Regions from separate parts of the Mus musculus genome. Here all the other regions are linked to region 2. A link is a loop called in an ENCODE intact Hi-C map of the cell type or tissue named here. Cell type or tissue: heart. All regions are shown on one strand.

What was found. Hi-C counts contacts between places; a loop is a spot of excess contacts. Peaks named below come from ENCODE experiments on the same cell type or tissue, not always from the same donor. Only the 100,000 strongest peaks of a DNase experiment are listed, where the experiment ranks them.
Region 1: a loop joins it to region 2, with 2.1 times the contacts of the local background. A loop is called at or near these places in 3 of 42 quality-filtered maps.
Region 3: a loop joins it to region 2, with 4 times the contacts of the local background. A loop is called at or near these places in 7 of 42 quality-filtered maps.

The regions. Positions count from the first base shown.
Region 1 is chr6:94,410,079-94,418,078 of GRCm38, forward strand. It overlaps the pseudogene Gm7825. Among named protein-coding and RNA genes, the nearest start is that of Slc25a26, 86 kb to the right of the region's middle. In heart, no CTCF peak of the experiment used is centred here; a DNase peak (open chromatin) is centred at 4,023; H3K4me3 peaks cover 685 bases; H3K27ac peaks cover 1,922 bases.
Region 2 is chr6:94,459,902-94,467,901 of GRCm38, forward strand. No RefSeq gene overlaps it. Among named protein-coding and RNA genes, the nearest start is that of Slc25a26, 36 kb to the right of the region's middle. In heart, CTCF peaks have their summits at 4,931 (motif pointing left) and 6,784 (motif pointing right); no DNase peak of the experiment used is centred here; H3K4me3 peaks cover 431 bases; H3K27ac peaks cover 1,246 bases.
Region 3 is chr6:94,283,324-94,291,323 of GRCm38, forward strand. Magi1 (membrane associated guanylate kinase, WW and PDZ domain containing 1) reads right to left here and starts at 594. Exons shown (of 24, transcript NM_001029850.4): 1 at 1-594. Gm31661 (a long non-coding RNA gene) reads left to right here and starts at 598. Exons shown (of 5, transcript XR_377886.4): 1 at 598-1,606; 2 at 3,599-3,740; 3 at 4,456-4,615; 4 at 6,243-6,355. In heart, CTCF peaks have their summits at 531, 1,408 and 4,268 (motif pointing right); DNase peaks (open chromatin) are centred at 548 and 1,278; H3K4me3 peaks cover 1,953 bases; H3K27ac peaks cover 2,101 bases.

The DNA.
Region 1 (8,000 bases), 50 kb before region 2:
TAATGAATGATCTTATATTGCCTAGGCTGTCTTTAAATTCATGGTTCTTCTACCTTGACTTTTTGAGAATTGGGATTATAAGTGTGAGTACCATGCCCAGTTACTTAGACAACATTTCATGGAGTCTGTTTCAGATTGCAGGAGCTGCTGGTGAGAAACTGTTCTCTCTCTCTCTCTCTCTCTCTCTCTCTCTCTCTCTGTGTGTGTGTGTGTGTGTGTGTGTATGATATCCCTTTGAGAGTGTGTATATATGTGTGCATGTGCTACATATAAGATATATCATGTGTACATATATACTGTGAGGAATATATGGTTTGTGCCCACTACTGTGCCATGTTCTTATAGTTTCTTCACTAATACAATTCTAGAAAACAGACTGCTAGTATCTGATTTTACAGATCAGGTAACTGTACCTTGGATGAAGTGAAGGAGCCTGGGTTGGGCCATTCATCCAGTGTGTGTTTACTGTATCTCTTTGAGCTGGGATACAATGTGGAGGACTGAACCATGTGGTAGTGATGTCGTATGTCTCTAATTCCTGTTGTCTCAACACTCATGGCAGAGAAATAATGTGAGCAGACTGGCCCTGTCCCCCGTTCTGCCTGCCAGCACCAAATAGCAAGTAGAGTGTGAACATGAGAAGCTATGCTGGGCTACTTGGCTCAGTGACAAGTAAGAAGGGAGATGACAAGAACAGAAGGTGTTAAGAGGCAGGTTGAGGTTCTATGTCATTGGCAGTGGCCATGGCCATGATACATTTAAAATGCATTACTTTCTGCTAGTTTAGGAATTACACAAAAACTTCCTGAACATGTTTCTTTGTATTCTTTTAGGCTTGGAATTGGATCCAAGGCCTTGCGCTTGCTTGAGATAGACCTCTGTTGCATTTAACACTGGTTTTTGAGAGTTCCATCACGCAGCCCTTGCTAGTCCATGCTGAGCCTCTATATGTCTTCCAGACTCTGTCCTTCTGCTGCTTTCTGTGTACAGGCTGAAAGTGGACCCCTGATAGGCACATAGAGCCATGGAAAGATGGACAGTTCCAAGTGCTCTGTGACAACCGGAAGGGCATTAGTGAAGAGTGTGGCAGCTTAAGGGGAGAGGAGGCCACCAGTGGAAAGCACAGGGGAAATGCCTGTACACAGAAAGCAGCAGTTCTTTGCCAGGTTTACTGAAGTTGAAGCTGAGCTGTAACAGGAGGCTCACATGACTGGCATCAATATTAAATTATGGAAGCATAGAGCTGCGAGCTATGGAGTCAATGATAGTAAGCCAATGGTAGACATGGTAGCTTGGCTACTTCTAATTGGACTAGATGCCTACTGTATACTCAGTTACATCTCAACTTCATGCACGTGTGCATTCATTCTCTCATTTCACTTAGTAAATACATTTTAGCTCTACATTTATAAATAAACCGTGTGTGTGTTTGTGTGTATGTGTGTGTGTGTGTGTGTGTGTGGGGGGGGGGGAGAGAGAGAGAGAGAGAGAGAGAGAGAGAGAGAGAGAGAGAGAGAGAGAGAGACAAAAAGCAATCTCTGCCCCTAAAGGAATCACTAACTGCTTGAAAAAATATGTAATCATATAAACCAAGATTGAGTGCTCTGGCAAGTCTAACTTTGATTCTGTGACACAGCATGGTCACCTACCAGCTTCATGCCTGAAAATGACTTAATTGGGTTAGGAAAAATTGCAAAACAATCATGTCTTAAGCATTCTTATGATTTTATATTGAGTCATATTTACAGCCTTCTTGGGACCCATGCAGCTCACAGGCAGCAGCTTAGACTGTGCTTTCCACTGGTGGCCTCCTCTCCCCTTAAGCTGCCACACTCTTCACTAATGCCCTTCCGGTTGTCCCAGAGCACTTGGGACTGTCCATCTTTCCATGGCTCTATGTGCCTATCAGGGGTCCACTTAGTCTAACATAGCAAGATCCTGTTTTAAACATTATATAGTGGTTTAATTTAAAAGTTAGTTCCTGGGTTGGGTGTGGTGGTACATGCCTTTAATGGCAGTACGTGGGAGGCAGAGGCAGGCGGATTTGTGAGTTCGAGGCTGGTCTGGTCTACAGAGTGAGTTCTGGGACTACATAAAGAGACACTGCCTCAAAAAAAAAAAGTTCCTTAACACCTTACCCACATAACCAATTAAATTGATGAAATTAGTTAAGAGATCATTCATTCTCTTGATGGCTGAGGGAACAGAAAACTTCTTTTCTGCCAGATACCACCATCTGGAGCAGTAACTGCTTTAAAAAGGCACAGCCATTTGCCATTGTCAAGAGAGTCGAGTAAGGGATGGAAAGCTACTCAAAGACGAACAGCATGACAGAGACCGTGCTGAACTTTGACTGCATCCTGTCTGAAGTGCAGCCTGTTGGTCTTTTTCATTTTGAAAGATGGAGGTTTACTCTATAGACCTCTAGGCTAGGCTGACCTTGAACGTGCAGCTGTTTGCTGACTCAGCATCGCAAGCACCTGGATTATAAGTGAACACCGGGGCACTTAAAAAAAAACCAAAAAACAAAAAAAAACTAAATTTAATTTATAGACTGTTGCTATATAGTCCAGACCTTGTAGTTGTGATTTTTCTACCTCAAACCTCGCAGGTATTGGATTTCTAGGCCTGACTTAGAGACATTTTTTTTTGTAAGGAAGGGTGTTGTTGCTGTATCAGTGGGATGGTACTGAATATCTTACAATAAGATCAACAAACTCCAAACAGAGTACCACTCAGAACAAAATGTCTAAGCATAGGACCTGAATTCAATGTAAAAATAGAACTTAGGTAAAATGGTTGGACGTGGTATCACACACTTGCTGTCCCAGCATGGGGAGGTAGAGACAGTTTACCCACCCTGGGGCTCACTGGAAAGCCAGCAAGGACTGTTTGGTGAGTTCCAGGTCAAGGAGAGACCTTGTCTCAAAAAAGAAAGTGGATGGCATCCGAGGAATTATACCCACCTCCGCCATAAATCCATGATCAATTTATAATGTATTCTGCAACACTGATAGGTGAACATAGCATAGAACAGGCTTCAGGTTTCAGGCTTCAGGCTTTGGTGCACTTGTGTATTAAAATGGATACTTGTTTAAGATGAGGGTAACCTGAGCCTCAGATTGAAGAGTTGTGCGCTTGGCTAGATGTTGACGTTCATTCTGATAGAGTTTCTTTAGATGTAGGTATTTCCCAGAACACACTCTGCTAAACACGGATCCGAGAGCACAACTTAGAAGCAGTGTGGCGCTGTCAGGTTTGAGCCTAGGTAAAGTCCAGAAATAGCCTCTGGAGGGGCACCATCTTGAGCCAGGAACACATCTCCTGGTGGAATTCCAGGCACCAGCAGTGGGCGGGGAGGTATTTTGGGCTGCACTGCTGGGGCCCTTCAGCATCTTGCTTCTCGCTGTGGTGGGTCTTGGGAAGCCAAATGCGAACCCCAGCTGGTTTCTGCTCTTGTCTCCTCTGACGAAAGCTGGTCTGAAAACAAGGTTACTGTTTCCAAGGCGCTGAAGGAGCTTTGGGGGTTTTATTGACATTCATTTTTATAGCTCTGAGGAGGTTATTTCTATCCTTTCTGTCAGTAATGTGAGATAAGTTGGAAAGAAAATGAGATTCCCCTGGGAGTATGCAGTTTAGCCAAGTCCCGTAATGTCATTGTGAACTCTGAAGAGATTTCTGGAGCCGGTCTGAGGGGCACCCTCGGAAGCTCTGTGTTGGGTCTATCTGTCTTCACTGCAGGCTCAGGATGTGAAACTGGTTTCTATGGCCTCACCCACTTCAGCCATCCTTCAGTCCCTCAAACCCTGGAGACCTCAGGCCCAGAGTGGGGGGTGGGGAGGGAGAGAAAAGAAGGGAGGGAGGGAGGGAGGGAGGGAGGGAAGGAGGGAGGGAGGGGAGAGAGAGAGAGAGAGAGAGAGAGAGAGAGAGAGAGAGAGAGAGAGGCAAATAGACCCACCTTGCAGCAACTTCAGCGTAGAGCTGGCTGGAGCCTCTGCTCCTGGCTGCCAGCATTGTTTGGCAGAACCGATCCTTAAAATAGCACAGCCTGGATGCCTTCTGCTGCAGGTTCCTACAGGGTTATGCCCCTTGTGTGGTTCTTCCGGACTTACTGTGCTTGGGAAGAGAAGGAACACAAAAGACATAGAGCTCTGAAGACACAGCATACTGTTCAGGCTCTGCCTCTCTGTCTTCCTGGCTTTGTTGCTCAAGACAGTCACTCAACCCTTGCTTAGAGGGCCGAGTGCTTCAAACTTGTCTATAAAACGGAAACAGTCTGAAACCAGTCTTGTGGAATCTAAGTGTGGAACCAGCTCTCTGATAAAGAATGGCATGGTTTTCCTCTATATACACAGACTGAATTCTCTTTAATACTAGTTATGACTTGGGTATTGTACTGGCTAGTTTTGTGTCAACTTGACACAGCTGGAGTTATCACAGAGAAAGGAGCTTCAGTTGAGGAAATGCCTCTATGAGATCCAACTGTAAGGCATTTTCTCAACTAGTGATCAAGGGGAAAAGGCCCCTTGTGCGTGATACCATCTCCGGGCTGGTAGTCTTGGGTTCTATAAGAGAGCAGGCTGAGCAAGCCAGGGGAAGCAAGCCAGTAAAGAACATCCCTCCATGGCCTCTGCATCAGCTCCTGCTTCCTGACCTGCTTGAGTTCCAGTCCTGACTTCCTTGGTGATGAACAGCAGTGTGGAAGTGTAAGCCAAATAAACCCTTTCCTCCCCAACTTGCGTCTTGGTCCTGATGTTTGTGCAGGAATAGAAACCCTGATTAAGACAGGTATCTTGGGGGCTGGTGAGATGGCTCAGTGGTTAAGAGCCCCGACTGCTCTTCCAAAGGTCCTGAGTTCAAATCCCAGCAACCACACGGTGGCTCACAACCATCTGTAACGAAATCTGACTCCCTCTTCTGGAGTGTCTGAAGACAGCTAAAGTGTACTTACATATAAATAAATAAATAAATAAATAAATAAGACAGGCATCTTAATATTGGGTATCTTGTAGTTGTTGTTGTTGTTGTGTGTCTGTTTTCCTTTTTGAGACAAGGTTCTACTATGCAGTTCTTGGACTCCCAGAGATCTACCTGCTTCTCTGTCCCAAGTGCTGGGATTGAAGGCATGCACCTCCCCCCCCCCCACACACACACCTGGCATGAGTTGGGCATTTTGATACAGCTCTTGGTTCCTGGAGTATCCTAGGCAGTAAGAGATACACGGTCACCTCACCATTTCCCTTCTTGACACGGATAGCTGTTGCCCCATCAGAAACCCCAGCAAAGCTGATGTCCACTTCACCCACCTGTGTGCCTTTACCTCCCCGAGCCCTCACCTACCCTTAGGCAATTCTTCAGTAAGTGGACAGATGAATGAATGAGAAACGCACTCACGTTACCACAGGTTTTGAGAATGCCTTTCTTTAGAGTTAAGAATTAATGTTTGCTAGAAATCAAAGAGCAACCAAACTAATAATATAACCTGAAAGCAATTATCAAATCTGGAAGTGTAGCCAGGTCTCAAGGGACCACATGCAACGCGAGACCTCAGCCCATACAGGTTAGCAGGTTTGCTTGCTCAACCTCTCTCTCCCTGCTCCTTTCCCCTCCCCTCTCCCCTCTTCTTTTTCCCCATCCCTGCTTTTGACCTCTTCCTCCCTGAAGTTAGTTTTGTCATCTTTACATTCCGACAAACTCCTATTTCTTATTTTATCTGAGGTCAGATCACCTCAGCCTGCCTTTCAATACATGGACTGTAGTATCATCATCACCACCACCATCATCATCACCACCAGCACCATCATCATCATCACCACCACCAGCAGCACCATTATTACTATTTTTGGTGCTAAGAATCCTACTTGGAGCTTTATAGGGTCCCTGTATTAATTTCTTTTATGTAACTGTAGCAATAGTATCAGAGAGAACAATTTATACAAGGAAGAGTTTCTTTGGGACCGCTGCTTCAAACGGCTCGATTAATAGTCCTGCTGGGACCCACTGATTTGGGGCCTGTGGAGAGGTCGACCAACCACCACAGCAGCAGACACATGTAAAGGAGAAGACTCTTTGCCTCACGGTGGACAGGGAGAAGAGAGGACAACAGGAGTGGAGTCATGGACTCCATGCTGAAGGACCCATCTCTTATAGTTTTAGTTGTGAGCCTAGCCTTCACTGGACAAGCCATCTCTCCAGCTCTACTTTAAGGATTTATGTATGCATTTTATGTATATGGGTGTTTTGTCTATATGTGCATCTGTACACCAGAAGAAGGCATTGGATCTCATGGGACTACAGTTAGAGCCACCATGTGCATGCTGGGAATTGAATTCAGGACACTTGGAAGCATAGCAGTGCCCTTACCTGCTGAGCCATCTTTCCAGCCCTGAATGACCCATGTCTGATTACCCACTTTATGGTGGTTTGAATGAGAATGGCCTCAACAGTCTCATATGTTTGAATTCTTGGCCCCCAGTTAGTGAAACTTTTTGAGAAAGATTAGAAGGTGTGATCTACCTTGGAGGGGTTTGTCACTACGTTATGAAAACCTATACCATTCACAATTAGTTCTCTTTTGCTGCCTCCGAGTTGTGAATAAGGATGTAAGTGTTTGGATGCAGCTCCAGTGCCATACCTGCCTGTCTGCCTCATATGGCTGTCTCCTGAGAGGCTCTGCCCCAAATGCAGAGGCAGATGCTCACAGCCAACCATTGGACTGAGCTTGGGGGTCCCTGATGGAGGAATTGGAGAAGGGACTGAAAGAGCTGAGGGGGCTTGCATCCCCATGGAGGGAGCAACAGTGTCAGACCTCCTGGAGCTGTGGGGAATGGAACACCAACCAAAGAGTACACATGGAGGGACTCATGGCTCTGGCTGCATATGTGGCAGAGGATAACCTGTTGGACATCAATGGGAGGAAAGGCCCTTGGGCCTAGGGTTGTTTGATGCCCCAGTGTAGGGAAATGTCAAGGCGGGAAGACAGGAGTGAGTGGGTGGGTGGGGGAGCACCCTCATAGAGGCAGGGGGATGGGATACGGGGTTTACAAAGGATACAGAGACCTGGAAAGGGGAAATGTAAATAAAAAAAATATCTTTAAAAAAAAAAAGAAAAAAAAAAAAGGCATGCTCCACACAGCTCCCATAATGCAGCTTGAGCAGCAGGGGTAAGGAACTCCTCACCCAAAAGGTGATAATCCAGTGTCTTAGTCAGAGTTACATTGTTGTGATGAAACACCATAACCAAAGCAAGTTGGGTAAAAATGGGTATATTTGGCTTATAGTTCCATATCATAGTCCATCATTATAGGAACTCAAATAGGACATGAACTTGGAGGCAGGGGCTGTTGGAGAGTCCATGAAGGAGCGTTTCATACTGCCTTGCTTTCTTATAGAACTCACTAGCACCACTTACAATGGGCAGGGCCCTTGCACATCAATCACTAATTAAGAAAATGCTTTGCAGGCTGGTGTACAGCCTGATCTTATGGAGGCATTTTCTTAATTGAGGTTCCCTCCTTCCAGATAATTTGTGTGAAGTTGACATAAACCTGGCCAATGCAATTGAACGCTTGTCAAGTTGACGCACAAACACATCACCATTAAGCTACAACATTGCTTTTCTTAGTCACCTCCAAGAACTCACATTAAAACATAATTTTAAAAATTGACAATCTTTAAAAATTCAAACACATTGGCTGTCCTTTGAGCAACAGTAACGCAAGATGGCAGCCACCACAGGCTCTGGAGGAAAAGTCCCTCGAAATTTCCGACTGTTGGAAGAGCTGGAAGAAGGCCAGAAAGGAGTAGGCGGCGGCACAGTTAGCTGGGTCTGGAGGAGGATGAGGACATGACACACTTACAAGATGGACAGGCATGATAATTGGGCCTCCACGAACAATATATGAAAACCGAATACACAGCCTTAAACTAGAATGCGGGCCTAAGCACCCAGAAGCACCCCCGTCTGTATGATTTGCAACAAGAGTCAATATGAGCTGTGT
Region 2 (8,000 bases):
CATCGATCCTTGCATGACCCCTGCTTTTAGGCTTCCATACACTGACTCTGAACTGGATCCTCAAATTGACTGTCGTAACTACATTTCTATTATTGTGTTGGAAGAAAGAGTTTGTTTTGGTTTATAGCTCCAGAGCTCACAGTGGTAGAGAAGGCATGTCAGAAGGAGCTGTAAATTAGAGGATCACATCTCAACTGCACACAGGAAGCAGAGATGAACAGAAGTGGGTAAGGCTATCAACTCTCAAAGCCCACCCCTAAGGACATTGTTCATCCTTCAGCAAGACCACACCTCCTTAAAGTTCCATAGCCTCCCCAAACAGGGCTACCAACTGGGGACCATGTATTTCAGTGCATGAACCTATGAGGGACATTTTTTCATTTGAACCATCACACAGACCCAGATCACAGACCCTAAAATATACAATCACTCTTGCTTTGACACCGTTCTCTTCATCTTTATCCTACTACTCACACTCTCACTGTTCCTGATTTCCAACCTGACTCCATTTACCCTATACCTGCTCCTCAGCATCCCCCAAAGCTCACTGTCTTCATAACCTTGACTCTCAACCTGACCCTGACCCTCATAATGATTCTATTATCATAACCTAATCACCACTAAACCTAGTTTGAACATGAAATGTTATATACTTGTGTTATATTCCTTATAATTTACAATAGAAATACACTCTTGAAAAGTATATGTAATTCCAAACTTGCTTGTACTTGTACCCTGTATTTTCAAATACATTCTTTTGATTTGCGTGAATATATCAAAGTAAAAATATACTTGAGAAGAATATTTTGTTGTTGTTTTTACTTGCCTCAGATATAGCCTCAGTTAATTCTGGCAGTTAATAAGATGTGTGTGTGTGTGTGTGTGTGAGAGAGAGAGAGAGAGAGAGAGAGAGAGAGAGAGAGAGCAATGCCTTGTTTCTTCCATATTTTCCCAGTCTATTTACAGAGATACAATTTTCAGAGATCTTTTTTTTTTTTAAACTGACAATATGTAACTGTATGGAGCTTAGAGTTTTCTAACTTGATCTGACTCAAAGGAAAAAATGTACTTCAGATGAATGTGAGTTTCTGAGGGAATCATATTTAAAATCATATCAAACCTATATGCGTCTTGGTTGAAGCAAACAAACGTAGTATTGAGAAACTCGGCACCAATGCAAACAAGCTGTCTTACACGTTTCTCTCAAATAGCTCACTGCTTCTTAGATTAAACTGACATGAGCATAAGCATACACACAGAAGACTGTGTGTATCATTCATCTCCAAGGTACACCTTACAGGGAGAGGCACAAAGGATGAAGAGTCGAAGCAGTGGCATTGGAAGGATCCACGTTAGTATAAACAAGCTCAGATTCAAACATTCCTCATGAAAAGAACTCCTGCCAGACTTGGTGGAGCATACCTTTAATTCCAGCACCCAGAGGCAGAGGCAAGAGGATCTCTGTGAGTTCAAGGTCAGCCAGGTGTACACAGTGAGATCCAGAACATTCAGAACTGCATATAGAGAGAGCCTGTCTCATATGTCAACAACAACAACAACATCATCATCATCATCACCATCAACAACAACAACAACAACAACACAAAATTCCTTATTGCTTCTTGAAGCGAAGTAAGATGAATGTAAGAACAGCATGTGCCCATCTAAAGGGCTTAGTCTTCCTTCAGGGTTGGACTATTCACATCTCCCAGTCTTATATTAGAGTCCTAACCTATAATCTGATGACAGGGCCTGTAGGAATGAATGGGACTAGAGAACTTCTAAGAGGAGGCAGAATGCTTGCTTCCCCTCTCTGGTCTCTACCATTTAAGTCATCAGTAAACAAGGATGCTAGTTCTGCTGGGACCTTGATCTTGGGCTTCCCAGTCTCCAGAACGATAAATGACAAATGCCAGTTGTTGAAGCCAGCCAGTTGATGCTGTTCTCTTGCAAGAACCAGGCTGAACCAGTAGAGCACAAAAGAGTGAAGCTAAGAAGCAGTAATGAGAAGAAATTGTACAGTATCACTGAGCTCAGGTCACACCTGGCTTTTAAAGCTTTGCTCAGAGACAAACAACATACAGCTAAACAAATCACATATCAAAGGCACATTCTCACAGAAAAGAAGCAACTAAACACAATCTTAATCTATTCTTTATTCTTAAAATGCCAACGAATTAACAAAATATGTAAATCTCTCTGGCTCATAATGCATATGCATTTGGATTGACCTTTTCAGAGCTTTTAATTAATAAGATGAATGCTCATAAAAACATAGCTGGGCAGTTTGAAACTTCCTGTCCTCTAGGAAAAGAATTAGAGATAGTGGTTGACATATTTTTTTTTCTCAGTACAGGATTACTGATATAATGTCTGACCTTCTGTTTAAGCATTTTTAAAGCTGTGTAGTCCATTAATGTAACATGACATATACTGTTTTACTAAGTATACTAACAACTATATGTTAACATTGTAGTTTATATTGTTACTTATGTTTATATATTTATATATGCCTTAATGCATGCAAAGAGAATATATCCTTTACTATATATATATAAATTAGAATGGGACTTTTCTTTTCTTTTCTTTTCTATTCTTTTTTTTTAAGATAGCATCTCATTAAGTAGCTGTCCTAGAATTTGCTGTGTAGATCTAGGTGGCCTCAAACTCACAGCAATCCACCTGCTTCTGCTTCCCTAGAGCTGGGATTTAAAGGTGTGCGCCATTGTCAGGTCTGGCAGAATGGAGACCTTTTGTGTAAAATGACTCATGATTTTGGCTGGTAGCACAACAGTCAATGGACATTCCCTTTTGTCACCAAGGCGGATGCCTCCTGCAGATCTCCAGCCATCGCATTAGGAAGTCCCTTTGATAACCTTGACCTAAATGTTCTTGTTCAAAATTTAAGATGCCGCCACAGGTAGCTCACCCTCAAAATACAGATAACATCCAGCAAATGAGGTCAATTGAGAAGACTAACACCATCATCTTCACAGGCACTGACAGCTCACAGGACGGGGTGGGAGAGGAATTTTACGTGTGTTTTATTTTTATTTGTTTAGTAGATATTAGCTCTTTCATACATTGCTCTGATAAAAGCAACCCAAGCGAGGGCTTATTTGGTTTCCTGGCTTGAAGTTAGTACAGAATGGCAGGGAAGCACGGTGGTGGGCGCACAAGGCAGTTGGTCACATTGCTCCCAGAGTCGGAAAGCAGAGGAAGGAAAAGTAGATGCTCAGTTGACTGTCCCTTTCACTCAGCCCCAATGGGGACCCTGGCCGATGAACTAGCGCCACCGTATTTAGGGTAAATGGTCCCACCTCAACTAACCTAAGGTAGAAAATCCCTCAAAGACATGGTCAGAGGATGCTCCCTTCAGCAATGCTCAATCCTGTCAAATTGACAATCCATAGTAATCGTCACAGCATAGTAGACCAAGCTGAGCACATTCCAACACAAAGCTGGGTCCAATCTTAAAAACAACAACAACAACAACAACAACAACAACAACAAAACAAAACTTATACATTGCACGAAAAATGAAAATCTTTACCACTGTGCTGAGACAGCAATCTTAATCTAGATAGACACTCCTATGATCACATCCACAAGGCTTGCAGAATCAATCCACTGTTAATGGGCAGTAAGTAAATTGTCCCTAATTTGGTTTGAGATGATACTTAGATCTCAGGAATATCTGAGTAATGATGCCAAAACACTGGAAAGTGGGAGCTGAACAAAAATTCTTCAAGTTGTCAGCATCAGGCAGAGATAAACATCGGATGGACACTGGCAGCCTAATTTTAAATCTCCATGCCACAAGTGTGACCCAAAGCATGCCCTACTTGCCAGGCAGAGTCTTGATAAAGCTCCACAGTGGGCCGCCAATGAGAAGGAAGAAGTCTATGACTTCTAACTGCCAGCCAATGGGCTTCATACAATGCCTTTTATGTTTGTTGGGTGTTAGTTCCCAGGGGTCACTGCCTTTTCTCTTCCCGGGAGAGCTAAGCTAATCTGACTATAGAGTGGAAGGGGTGGCTTGGCTTTGTGGAAATCGGGGAAGTTCCCACTAGTCCCTCTAATGATGCGGACGTCCACTTGACTATAACCACTGTTGGATATTTTGACACAGAAGCTTAGGGTTATCATCCTCTGCAGCCCTCAATCTGAGACAGAAGTAAGGGAGCTTGCAGAACCTCTTGATTCCCCTGTCACCAAGCTGTACCTTCAGTTTTCCTGTCTGTTTCTGGGACTCTCAAGCTGTACGTGGGAGACTTCCTTTTCTGAAGGAGCAGGCAGCTGAACCCTCTGGGATCTACCTGGGGCTTCTCTTTCCTGCCTCTTTGCTGCCTTGGAGCTGGACAACATTGCAATACATCTACCTACCCATTTAACTACACCTTTTAGCCAGTGACCTAGTAATGGCTTGCAAGTTTAATGCACCCTAAAACATTTGCAATTGTGTGTGTATGTGTGTTACCCTCTCACTGCTCCTCAAAAGACCCTGGCCAGCGTGCAGGGGTGCCATTCTTAAGGCGACTGCTTGCACCTCCTCCACAGTATCAGAGAGTACAGTCCTGCTGTTGCTAGGAAACGCACTACAATCCCTAGACCCCGTCATGTGTGCTTTGCAGAAAAGAGCCCAGCTGGACCCTTGAGTGTGCAGAGACTATTCCAGGTACTTTGCTGCCAAACTGTTGTTCTCTGTGATCTGTATGGGGCTTCTGGCAGCCTTGAGGATGCCTGCTGCGGCGGCTTGCGGTGAATCGGGGATTAGCTGGAGATCTGTTGCATTCCTCTCCTTCCTCCCAAAGAAGAAGGATCTCAGCTTCCTCAAAAAGCTGGATTCCCTCCCACCCCGTTCCTTTAAATAAGTGCTTTTGTGCCTGTCCAGGCCCTTGGGATGTGCATGCGTGCTCAGTGTCTCCACCTGCTGGTACTTAGTTAAGCTTTGCTGTGTAATGTTAGAATACGAAAAATAAAAAATTGGGATATAGCTAAAAGAGCAGTTGAGGATTTGGCAGGAAGAAATAACAGTGGTTTGGTGACAAAAGGAGATGCTCATGAATAAAATAACAGTTGTCTTACCTGTAAGGCAAATCATTTATTCCTTATCCATATAGTGGTAAAGGCTTATTACTATGCAATATTTGTAGGAATTTAGTCATGTGCACAGAAAAATGTAAACATTGAGAAGGAGGCAGGCATGAAGGTGCACATCTGTAATCCCAGTGTGTGAAGGCAGGGCTTCAAGATCTTCTACTGTAGAGCAGGCTCTACTATGCCAGCCTGGGCTAAGTGAGACCTTGTCTCAAAAAACAAGGCAAACATACAAAGTTCTCAGTATAGTGCCCTGCTCAGAGAGCTGTATTTCTGCAGCTTAGATCTGGCACTACTCACAGCTACATTAATAGTCTGTCTAGCTGAGAATTAGTGTGCACACCTTTGATCCCAGCACGGGGGAAACAGAAGCAGGAAGATCTCTGAGTCTAAGGCCAGCCTTGTCTACAGAGTGAGTTCCAGGGCACCAAACAGTAAGGCTTGTCTCAAAAACCAAAACCAAACATATTGAAAATTAGTGTCTTTCACTGAGTAGTCAATCAGTTCTCTAGAAGTAAGAGGCAGTTGTCTGGAGAACCTTAAAATCATTCAGCTTGTGTGTGGTAGGAATGTGTCTCCCTGGGGCTGGGCAGACAGCTCAGTGGTTAAGGCTAAGAGGGAGTGCTGCTCTTCTTAGTTTGTTTCTCAGTATCCACACACAGCTGCCTGTAAACCCAGCTCCAGGGGATCCAGTGCTCTCTCCTAGAATCCACGGGTACCTGAACACATATGTACACGCACCCACACTCAGACGAACACATATACATGTAATTTAAAATAAAATAATTTAAAAAAAAAAGAATTTGCCTCATGTTGTTTTACCTTTTCAAGGGGGTGGGGGGCAGTGGCAGTTTGGCCAGGTGAGTCCCGCAGTTCCTGTATACTTGACTGAATGGCTTTTGCCAGGCCCAGGGTCAGATTCCCAGGAGCTCACCTGTGGGTGCTGTTGCGTGGATCGCTAGCTGAATGGAAGGAGAACTCAGGGTGGTGGGAACTGCAAGCTGTCTCCATACGAAAGTGTCAGAATCTATTTATTATAAAGTTCATCTTCTGTGAGGAGACTTAGCAAGGGCCTTCAGGTATGAGGGCGTGTGCCTAGATAAGATGTGGGGGGGGGGCCAAATATATAATTGGTTATCTTGTATATATACAACAGATGATGAAATGATAACCTAAAGTTTTAAAACTTAGCTATAAAGAATAATTAACTACCAGTAAATAAGAAATTAAATTTATCTTGTAGACGAGCTGCAATAACTTTAAAAATCAATAGAAAATCATTAGAAATTCTGTTGTACCCAGTATAATAAACTCTTTACTTTAACTATTGTCTCATATGGGAGCGATTGCTATTTCTTTTTTCTTTTTCTGTAGACATAAGTGACACCTAGAGGATGGAGAGTTCAAGAACATGTCAGTTATTTTTCACAAAGCATTATTTCCTATCCATTAACATTTTGAGGTGGCAAACACAAATATACACATATTGTCATCAAAAGATATTTGCATATTTTGTGAATTCACTGATTTTAAGAAACAAGACTCAGTTAAAAGTATGGCTTATGAATAGTTATACCTATATATGTTTACTAAGAATGCACCTTAACTTTGTTTAGATTTAAATTTTTATTTGTATTTTATGTGTATGGGTGTTTTGCCTTCATGTACATCTCTGCATTGCATGTGTGCAGTACCAGACGAGGCCAGAAGAGGGCGTTGGGTCCTCTGAGACTAGAGTCAGCCACCATTTGTGCTGGGAATCATTTTGGAAGATCAGCTCTTAGCTGCTGTGTGGGGAGCTGTTTTGTGCTTCTCTGAAGCAGAGAGAGAGAGAGGGAGAGAGAGAGAGAAAGAGAGAGAGAGAAAGAGAGAGAGAGAGAGATAGAGAGAGAGAGAGGAGAAGGAGGAGGAGGAGAGGGAGGGGGAGGAGGAGAGGGAGGGGGAGGGGAAGGAGGGCCTGTTGGCAGATTTCCTGGCCTCTGTGGCATGGAATGATAAGATAAGAGGAGGTGAACCTGGGGCTCAAGGCTGGGGCTGAAGAGTCTATTGACCTTGGTGGAAAGAACAGAGCGTTTTGGGATGGGAAGGAATGTCTTGTGTACATTTTAGCAAATTGTTTCTGTTAGCTTGTGGCTTTGTTTCTCATGATACTGTAAAGTATCTAAAGCCTAAGAAAATTAAACTCGAGGCTGCCGCAGTAGTGACTAGACAGCCCTCCTGATTTCTAACCTCTGTCTCGGAGTCTTCTTTTCCATCTTTCCTATAATCCTCCTCACTCCCCAGTCAGGGGACTGTTTGACTTAGTACCTGCCAGGCCCGTGCATGGTTGAGCGAAGTGTATTTAAGAGTATGTTCCCAGAGAAATACTTTTTTAATGGCTCTGCTCTCCTCTGCTTCCGTTTCTCTCCGTTTACTGAGGAGCAATACAAAGTTTCGTTGTTGTTGCTGCTGTTGTTATTGTTGTTGGTGCGCTACAGCTTTACAGCTGCCATTAAGTCCAGCTCCAGAGAATCTGACGTCTGACTTCCCTTAGAATGATCTTTTCCCCAGGATCTTATCCATTTGCCCAAACTTGTGTATGTAAGATTTATGTGAGAAGAAGAACCCCACAAAGTAGAAACTTGCGTTCATGTCAGTTGTGGTTTCTTCCCACGGAGGAAAGGAAGACAACGATAATCTAAGGTATGTGTGTGCCCAAAATGTGTTTACATTTGTACATTGTTCTTGGAATTTTTTATTCATAGTCAAAATGAATAAAGTTGAAAATTGTATGAAGATAAAGATACAAGAGCAAAGACGGAGTCAAGCTTAGATTTAGATGTCAATCCCACCACCCTGCACCCCCCCCCCCCCCGGGGTACTACAACATTCTTTTTTTTTTTTTAATTAGATTTTTTTCT
Region 3 (8,000 bases), 180 kb before region 2:
ATGAGTTACAGCCCCTCCTCGAAAACAAAATTCAAATTAAAGAAAAAAAGAAAAAGAAAAGAAAACTGCTAAAACGAGAGACAGGTGCCCCCACAGCACGAGCCCCCGGAGCGGCGGGCTCACGGGAGAAGCATCTCTCGGAGCGCGGGAGCGAGCTACTCGAGCCTCCTCGCCCGACTCTCTCGCGCTCTCAAGCCATCATAAAACAAACTTTCCGGGCTCCGTGAAGAGCCCTGCACGGGCGCCCGCGAGCTTTGTTTGCATTCCGGTGCCTCCGGGTCCGCGTTCCGGCGCCGACCGCGCTCCCGGGACCAGAGTCCACTCCGGCGCCGCCCGGGCCCGCTCTCCGCTCCGCGGCTCTCTCCACACACGCCGCGCCTGCTCCGCGCCGGCCGGCCGCTCCTCAGCGCGAGGGAAGCCCTTTCCAAGCTAGTTGCCGGGAGCCCTGGAGACGCGACGGCGCGGGGCGGGGGTGAGGGGACGCGAGGGAAGTGGCCGCGGCCCCTTTAAGCAGATACAAAGGCTCGGCTTGTTTTGTTACAGTTCATTCTACTCCGCGCGGCGGAGCGCAGCGGCCGGCTGGAGAGGAGACGCGCGCGCATGCGCCCGGCGGCCGCCCGCGGGCAGGCCCGCCCCACCCCTCCTCCTGGAAGGGAGAGATTCCAACGCGCCTCCCGCGGGGTCCTAGGGCCGACCCTTCATTGACGCCAACTTGCTCCTCTCCCTGCACCCCTAGAATTCCTCCTCTTGCAGTGTGGTCGGCTCAGCCAGAGCCTTTTGGGGGAACACGTGTGCTTGCCCGACTCCAGCTCTCGAACTTTTGGAACACAGAGAATTTGGCTTTGGTGTTTGCAAATCGTTTCAAACAGGTGGGGGCTGGGAGACCAATTCAGCGCGGGGCTCACACTCTTGCTGCCTACCCGGGTCCCTCCTCGTCCTCCGCTAGTGCCTGGCCACGCCATCGCTCACGCGCCTTCCGCCACATTTCCGCGCCTGCTCCCCGCCCAGGGGTTCAAGTCCACATGCGGAGCCTGGCTCTTGTCTCTGTGACCCTGAGGACCCGAATCAACAAGACCCACACACCCTCTGCATCCCTGTCCGCGCCCACCAAACGCACCTACACATACGCTCCCATCGTTAAACTTTGGGGCCAACTTTTTAGGACAAGGAAAAAACTGCCAGCGAGCGAGAAAAGCCAAAGCTAGCGTGGCCTTTTTACCTAAGACTTCTCGCTGGCCTCTCATTGTCCTTCCAGCAAAGGGGGCGGCGGTGGCCAGCCCCCTTTGGCTTCTAGGAGAGCCGAGAAACCTAAGCACTGCTTTGGGGAGTAAAGATCACCGCAGGGTGCGGGTCCTGCACAAGCGTGGGCGAGCCGGCCACCTCGGAATTCGCCGCCCAGAGGCGGGGTCCAGTAATCGGGGCACTGGTGAGGCCGGGACAGAAAGAACAGCCCCCACCGCCAAGAAGCCAGTGCAGTGGTGGCCCTAGCGGTTTTGTTTATTTTTCAGTGGTTTCCAATGAGTTCCTCTTTGGTCACGGACTTGAGAATCTACTAGATAAAAGGAGCTGAGTTGGAGCCACTCAGAGAGATGAGGATGTCACTGAGGTGGGTCGAGAGGATAGGTCTGAAGTTCAGATTCCGCAGGCATCTTAAGTACAACATTAAGTGAAGACCTTCCACTTGCCAAGGCTGGAGGAATACAATCACTCCCACCCCCACCCCCACCCCCTCCTCCACCCCCACCCCCACCCCACCCCACCTCACACACAGAGTTGTTAGAAATAATACATAGGCACTGGAAACTTGCAAAGTAAATAATTTATGGTGGCATATAAAATTTCACAGTCTGATAACTGGGGGGGGGGGGGGTGTCAGAGTCCTTAGTGGTTGGGGTTGTAATCCCCTCTCTAGAACATAAGCATACATTTAAGCTCTTCAAGCCCTGTTTCTAGAGAGCTATTCTAAGTTAATAAGAATGAGGGCCTGGCGTTTTACATCTGTAATCCTGGTACTTGTGAGGCTGAGGCATGGGGACCAAGAATTCAAGGCAAAGTCTAGGAGAGGATGGCCTGGGCTCCCTAAGACTGGCTACACACAAAAAACCGTCTTGCTCCTGATTATTTGAAAAGGTGAAAGGAATTTCATGTCTCTGGTGTTTTGTTGTTGTTTTTTTTTTTTTTGGTTTTGTTTTTGGGGGATTGGTTGGTTGTGTTTTCCCCCAAGTGGTGATAGTGGTGTTGGGGGAGGGGGGCTGCTTTTTGGTTTTGTTGGTTTTGGTTTTACTGAGGTCAAATGAGCAGTCCCTTCAAACCTAACTGCCAAACCCTAACAGAGATCTAGCCATCAGCATCTCTAGGATGTTTTAATTTGCTTTTTGTTGCTATAATAAAACACTAACCAAAACCGACTTAGTCAAAAAGGGTCTATTTGAACTTAGAGCTCAGGAATGCACCTTACTGGTTTGCTTCTCCTGGATTGCTCAGCTGCCTTTCTTCTACATCCTAGGTCCACATGCCCAAGGATGGCACCCACCACAGTGGCCTGGGTCCTCCTGCAACAGCCAGCAATCAAGAGAATGCCCTATAGGCATAGCTACTCCCCAGGTCCGCTACCATGCTCTTTCTCCAGCTGTGTCTAGGTTTTCCTCAGGTTGACAAAAACTTCACTAGCAGAACCCACCACTCTTTGTCAACCATTACTGTTAAACTGTAACCTTCCCTGCCTTTGTACCCAAGATGCCATTATAATATTGATACAGCAATATAAAATAGATTTTCAAAGTCCCATGTCTTCAAATTTTGTAGCATTTTACAAGTTCAAGGGCTCTTTTTTTTTTAAAGATTTATTTATTTATTTATTATATGTAAGTACACTGTAGCTGTCTTCAGACACCCCAGAATAGGGCATCAGATCTCATTAGGGATGGTTGTGAGCCACCATGTGGTTGCTGGGATTTGAACTTTCGACCTTCAGAAGAGCAGTTGGCACTCTTAACTACTGAGCCATCTCTCCAGCCCAGTTCAAGGGCTCTTAATAAATCCAGTCTCTTAACTGTAAAGTGAAATCTCTTCTGTAATGTCAAATCCTTCCAGATGAATAAATCTCACTTTTTTTTTTTACTATTTTGTGTTGGTCCATATTCATATAACTATCCTTCACTTGTGTGATAGATTGAATGCCTATTTTTCTGTCTTTGAGACTAGGTCTGACTCATTCTGCAGCCCAAGAAGACCTCAAACCCTCACTCTTGCTTCCCCTCTTACTGCTGGATCATGTACCACTAAGGATTCCATTAAGTTGTGTTGCTATACAACACTAAAGACCTCAGATTTAGCATCTTGATCCCTATGTATTTTTTGTCACGGTCCCATTGGGAGGGTAAACATATGACATGCTTCTCTGGAGTATGCACTACAGGAAGGCATTTGGATTCCTGGCATACTCCCAGTCACGAGTACCTGACTCCTAATACTTCAGGAGTCCTCATGTATGTGCAAAGGCCTCTCTGCAAAAATGTACATTTTAAAATGTTTGAGACACATTTATAGTCACTGGTAGTCTTGACCTTGTGTTTCTTCTTATCACTTCATTTTCTAGTAAGACCTATTTGCCAATAATTCCCTTACCCACATAGAACTGGTGTCCCTCGCTTCCTGACTTCACTCGTACCCTCAGCTGGAGCATGCCAAGGAATCTACACAGCCAGACTTCCATAATTCCTCCCAGTGCTACTGAAAAGGTAGAGAGGATTGGAATTTAGACCAGTTCCCTTCTTCTATTGTGTTTGGGTGGGGATTGGGTTGGTTTGGTTTTTGAGATAGAATCTCACTATTTAGCTCTGGATAGCCTAAAACGTATTTTATAAATGATGCTGGCCTCAAACGTCTATAATTCCACCAGCCTCTGGCTCGCATATGCTGGGATTAAAGCCATGGAGGGTGGTTTTTTTTGTTTTGTTTTGTTTGCTGTTGATTGTGTTTGGAGATTTTAGTCTAAAGGCTTTGTTTTGAGACAGTCTCAGGTAACCAAGCCTAGCCTTGAACTTTCTATATTGCCAAGGGTTGCATAGAACTCCTGATTGTCCTTGTCTCTGCTTCTACCTGATATACACACATACATACATATGCACAAACATACATACATATAAACAAACATACATATACACATACAGTTTCAATTTTGTTTGTTTTATGTGTAAGAAAGTTTTTGCCTGACTATTTGCCTGTGTGCCACTTGAATGCCTAGTGCCTACAGAGGCCAGTAGAGGGCATCAGAGCCCCTGGAACTGGAGGTACAGACACTGTGACTTACCCTGTGGGTGCTGGGACTCAAACCCTGGCCCTTTGGAAAGCAGGCAGGGCTCTTAGTTGCTTCACCATCTCTTGAGCACAAACACATAGACAGCTAGATTTTTCCAGTGCTGGAATTCAAACATCAGGCATTGTGTGTACTAGGAAAGAGTTCTACCTGCCGTCTATTGCTCCAGCCCATTCTTCAGGTTATGAGTGTGGAATGACCCCAAAGAAAAAAGACTTGAGAGCCGTGAAGACAGCACAGAGGGAACACAAGAAAAAAACTGCGACTTCCTGAGCAGTCAGAGTTGGAATTTCCCAGGTACTGAGTTTGTTGTGTGCCTTCTGGTCCTTCTCAGCCACTCTCACATGGTCTCATTCCCAGGCCCACAGTGGATGCAACTTCATGGCCAAAATTACATCTCTGATATCCAACTTTGAATTCTCCTTCCCAAAACCAGTAAGGCCTGGGAGACTCTTTAACATATCCAAGTTGAGCTGCCAGCATGAGGCACAGTCTAGGCCACCTCTGGACCACAGCTTCTATATAATGACCCTGACAAAATACTTCCCAGAAGACTTTGATAGTCCCAGCAGAGCAAAGATTTCACTTTATTGATTCTGGTCTCTTCCAACTCTTCGGCTCCAGCTGACCAGAACCACAGATTCTTAATTCAAGGTAGCACATAAAACCATATGATAAAGCCTTTAACCCCCTCTGAAACTTCACAAGCCATACCCTCATTGTCTACACTTGCCCTGGCATTCCTATCTTTGGAGCTCCCACAGAGCAGCCTACTGAGCTGAGCTCTCAATACTCAGTGGCTTTTCCAGGCCAAAGCTCAGATGCTCCCTTAATTGTTCCCAAAACCCACGGTCAGGTCTGCCACAGTAATACCCCCATGACCTGCTACAAATGTCTGTCTTAGGGTTTCTACCTTGATCAAAAGCAACACAGGGAAGAAAGGGTTTATATCAGCTTACAACCTAAGGGTTTATATCAGCGTACAACCTATATGAGCTTACAACAGTGCTGATAGAAGTGAAAGCAAGAACACAGCAGGGCTGGGATTGGAAGTCAAGAGCTGATGAAGAAGCCATGCAAGAGTGCTGCTTGCTTACTGGCTTGCTCTTTATGACTTGCTCAGCCTGTGTTACAGCACCCAGGACTACAAGCCCAGAAGTGGCACCACTCACAGTGAACTGGACCCTCCCACACCAATCATCAATGAAGAAAATGTACCACAGGCTTGCCTACAGGCTAACTGGTGGGGACATTTTTTTTCATTGACTCTTCTGAAACAAATCTAGCTTGTGTCCGGTTGACATAAAACTAGCCAGCATAAGTAGGAACCTTTGTTGAATGTATTTATGAATGAAGAGCCAAAGTAAAATATTAAATCATATGATACAAAATAAAGACAATTTAGAGTTGATGGCTAAAAACCAAAATATTTGAAGATTGTTTTTTAGGACAGGTCTATAGCTGCCACTTTTTAAAGTATATTTCCCTTGATCAGATGTGAAGCACAGGGTCCACCATCCTAATGTTTCTTACTTGTGCCAGGAGTTTGGCAATACATTCTGCTGCACAGAGTGATGCTACAAATACCTGACTCTGAAACTTACTATGTATGCCAGGACAGTTACGGGTATTGTTACATTTAATTTCTATAGCAACCGAGTGAGGTGGGGATCACCAGAAATGATCTCAGTTTGACCATTAGGCGAAGTGAAGCAGGGACTGAACAACTTGCCTAAGAGTTTTGAAGTAACAAAGCTGGGTGTTACTCCAGAGGCACAACCCAAAGGCCATGTACCCCAAACACTTGGGGGTGAGAAGACAGATGCAGCATGTAGCATATTTAGGAAAAGTTTTGGTGGAAGGGTCGCCTGAATCTGCTTAATGTGTATGTTTGGTCCTCCCGTCTCTTCTTATCTGGCTGAAGGAACACAGTGTTCTGCTCTGGGGTGTGCATTTGAGCCATCAAGAAGATGAAGGGAAGGAAGATTTGTAAGCATTCCTACTGAACACAGAGACCAAGGACTGAATGCATTGCAGGTGATGTGCAAAGCAGTCTTATACTGTTGATACATAAGATGGTCAACGCTAAATTTGGGGGGTGGGGGGGGAGACTGGATCTCACTATGTATCCCTGGCTGGCCTGGAACTTTGAGATTAGGCCAGGCTAATCTCAAACTCAGAGTTCTACCTGCTTCTGCATATTGGCTACTGGGATGACAGCTAGGCATCCCGTGGCTCAGTCTCCTCTGAAAAATTTAGTATGTATGTGTGGGAATGTATATGTACCATATACACATGGCCCAGAGGCCAGAAGAGGGAACTGGAGCTCCTAGAGCTATAGTTACAGGGGGTTGTGAGATAAGAGTGTAGTGCTGAGCATCAAACCCAGGTCTTTTACAAGAGCAGTAAGGACTCATAACTGCTGAGCCATCTCTCCAGCCACAACCTCAAACTCTTATTTTGTTTGGTTTGATTGTGATTTTTGGTCTTTGTTTTTCTGATGGTTTGATTTGGGGTTTTGACTTGTTTTGATGTTTTTGAGACAGGGTTTCTCTACATAGCCCTTGCTGTCCTGGAACTTGTTTTGTAGACCAGGCTGGCCTAGAACTCAGAGATTTGCCTGTTTCTGTGTCCTGAGTGCTGGGATTAAAGGTGTGAGCCATAATACCCAGCTACCAACTATGAACTTTTAAAAGTATGTATGAGTGATTTTAATGGTTTTTATTTTTAGATTTATTTTTAGTATCTTATGTGTATGAATGTTTTGCCCTTCATGTGTGTAGTACCACGTGTGCTGGTGCTTGAGGAGGTGGTGAGCCTCCATGTGGGTGCTGGGAATCGAACCCAGGTCTTTTACAACAACAAGTGCTCTAAACCACTGAGCCAACTCTCCAGCCCCAACGTTGAACTCTCCCAATAAAACAAACTAGAATTGAACAAGAAGCTTGAACAACAAAACTCTCCATAAATTCAGATCCAACTTTTATATAACTTTTTGATAAGGAAGAACAAAACCATGAATACCGAGGATTCATTTCTTCAGCTTCCCCCTAATTTGTTACTTTCCAAAGTTTTGAGTTATGAAGAACGATAGTCATACTAACAGTCTGGGCTGAGAAAAGAGAAACCTCATTTATGGAATCTTCTCCATTAGGTTGACCTGTAGACACATCTTTGGGACATGTACTTAATTGCTAATTGATTTAGGGAGACCCAGCCCAGTTGGGTGGGGCCATCACTAGCAAGTAGGCCTGGACTGTATGAGAGAAGGAGCTGAGCAAACCAAAGAAAGCAAGCTAGAAAGCAGCGCTCTTCTGCCATCCCCGCCTCAGTCCCTGCCTCCAGGTTGAGTTCCTGCTGTTTGGAAAGAATATTCTGAGTGTCACCCAAAGAAAGTGAAATTAATCTAACAAAGCCGTTTCTTCTTGCGAAAAGGCTGGGCCATGACCTGAACCAGGCTAATAAGGGCACGGCTGGGTAAAATGTTCCCTTGGATTTGATTCTATCACAGAAGGAGACAGTTTCTAGAGAGTCAAGTCTCAGGAGTGTACAGAGCTTGAACAAGCAAGCATATGCACATAAGTTCCAGGATGAGGGACGCAGGCCATCGGTGGCCTAGCCAGCTTCTATAGAAAAACAAAACAAACGCTTATCATAATTGCCCCTCCTTGGTATACATTTT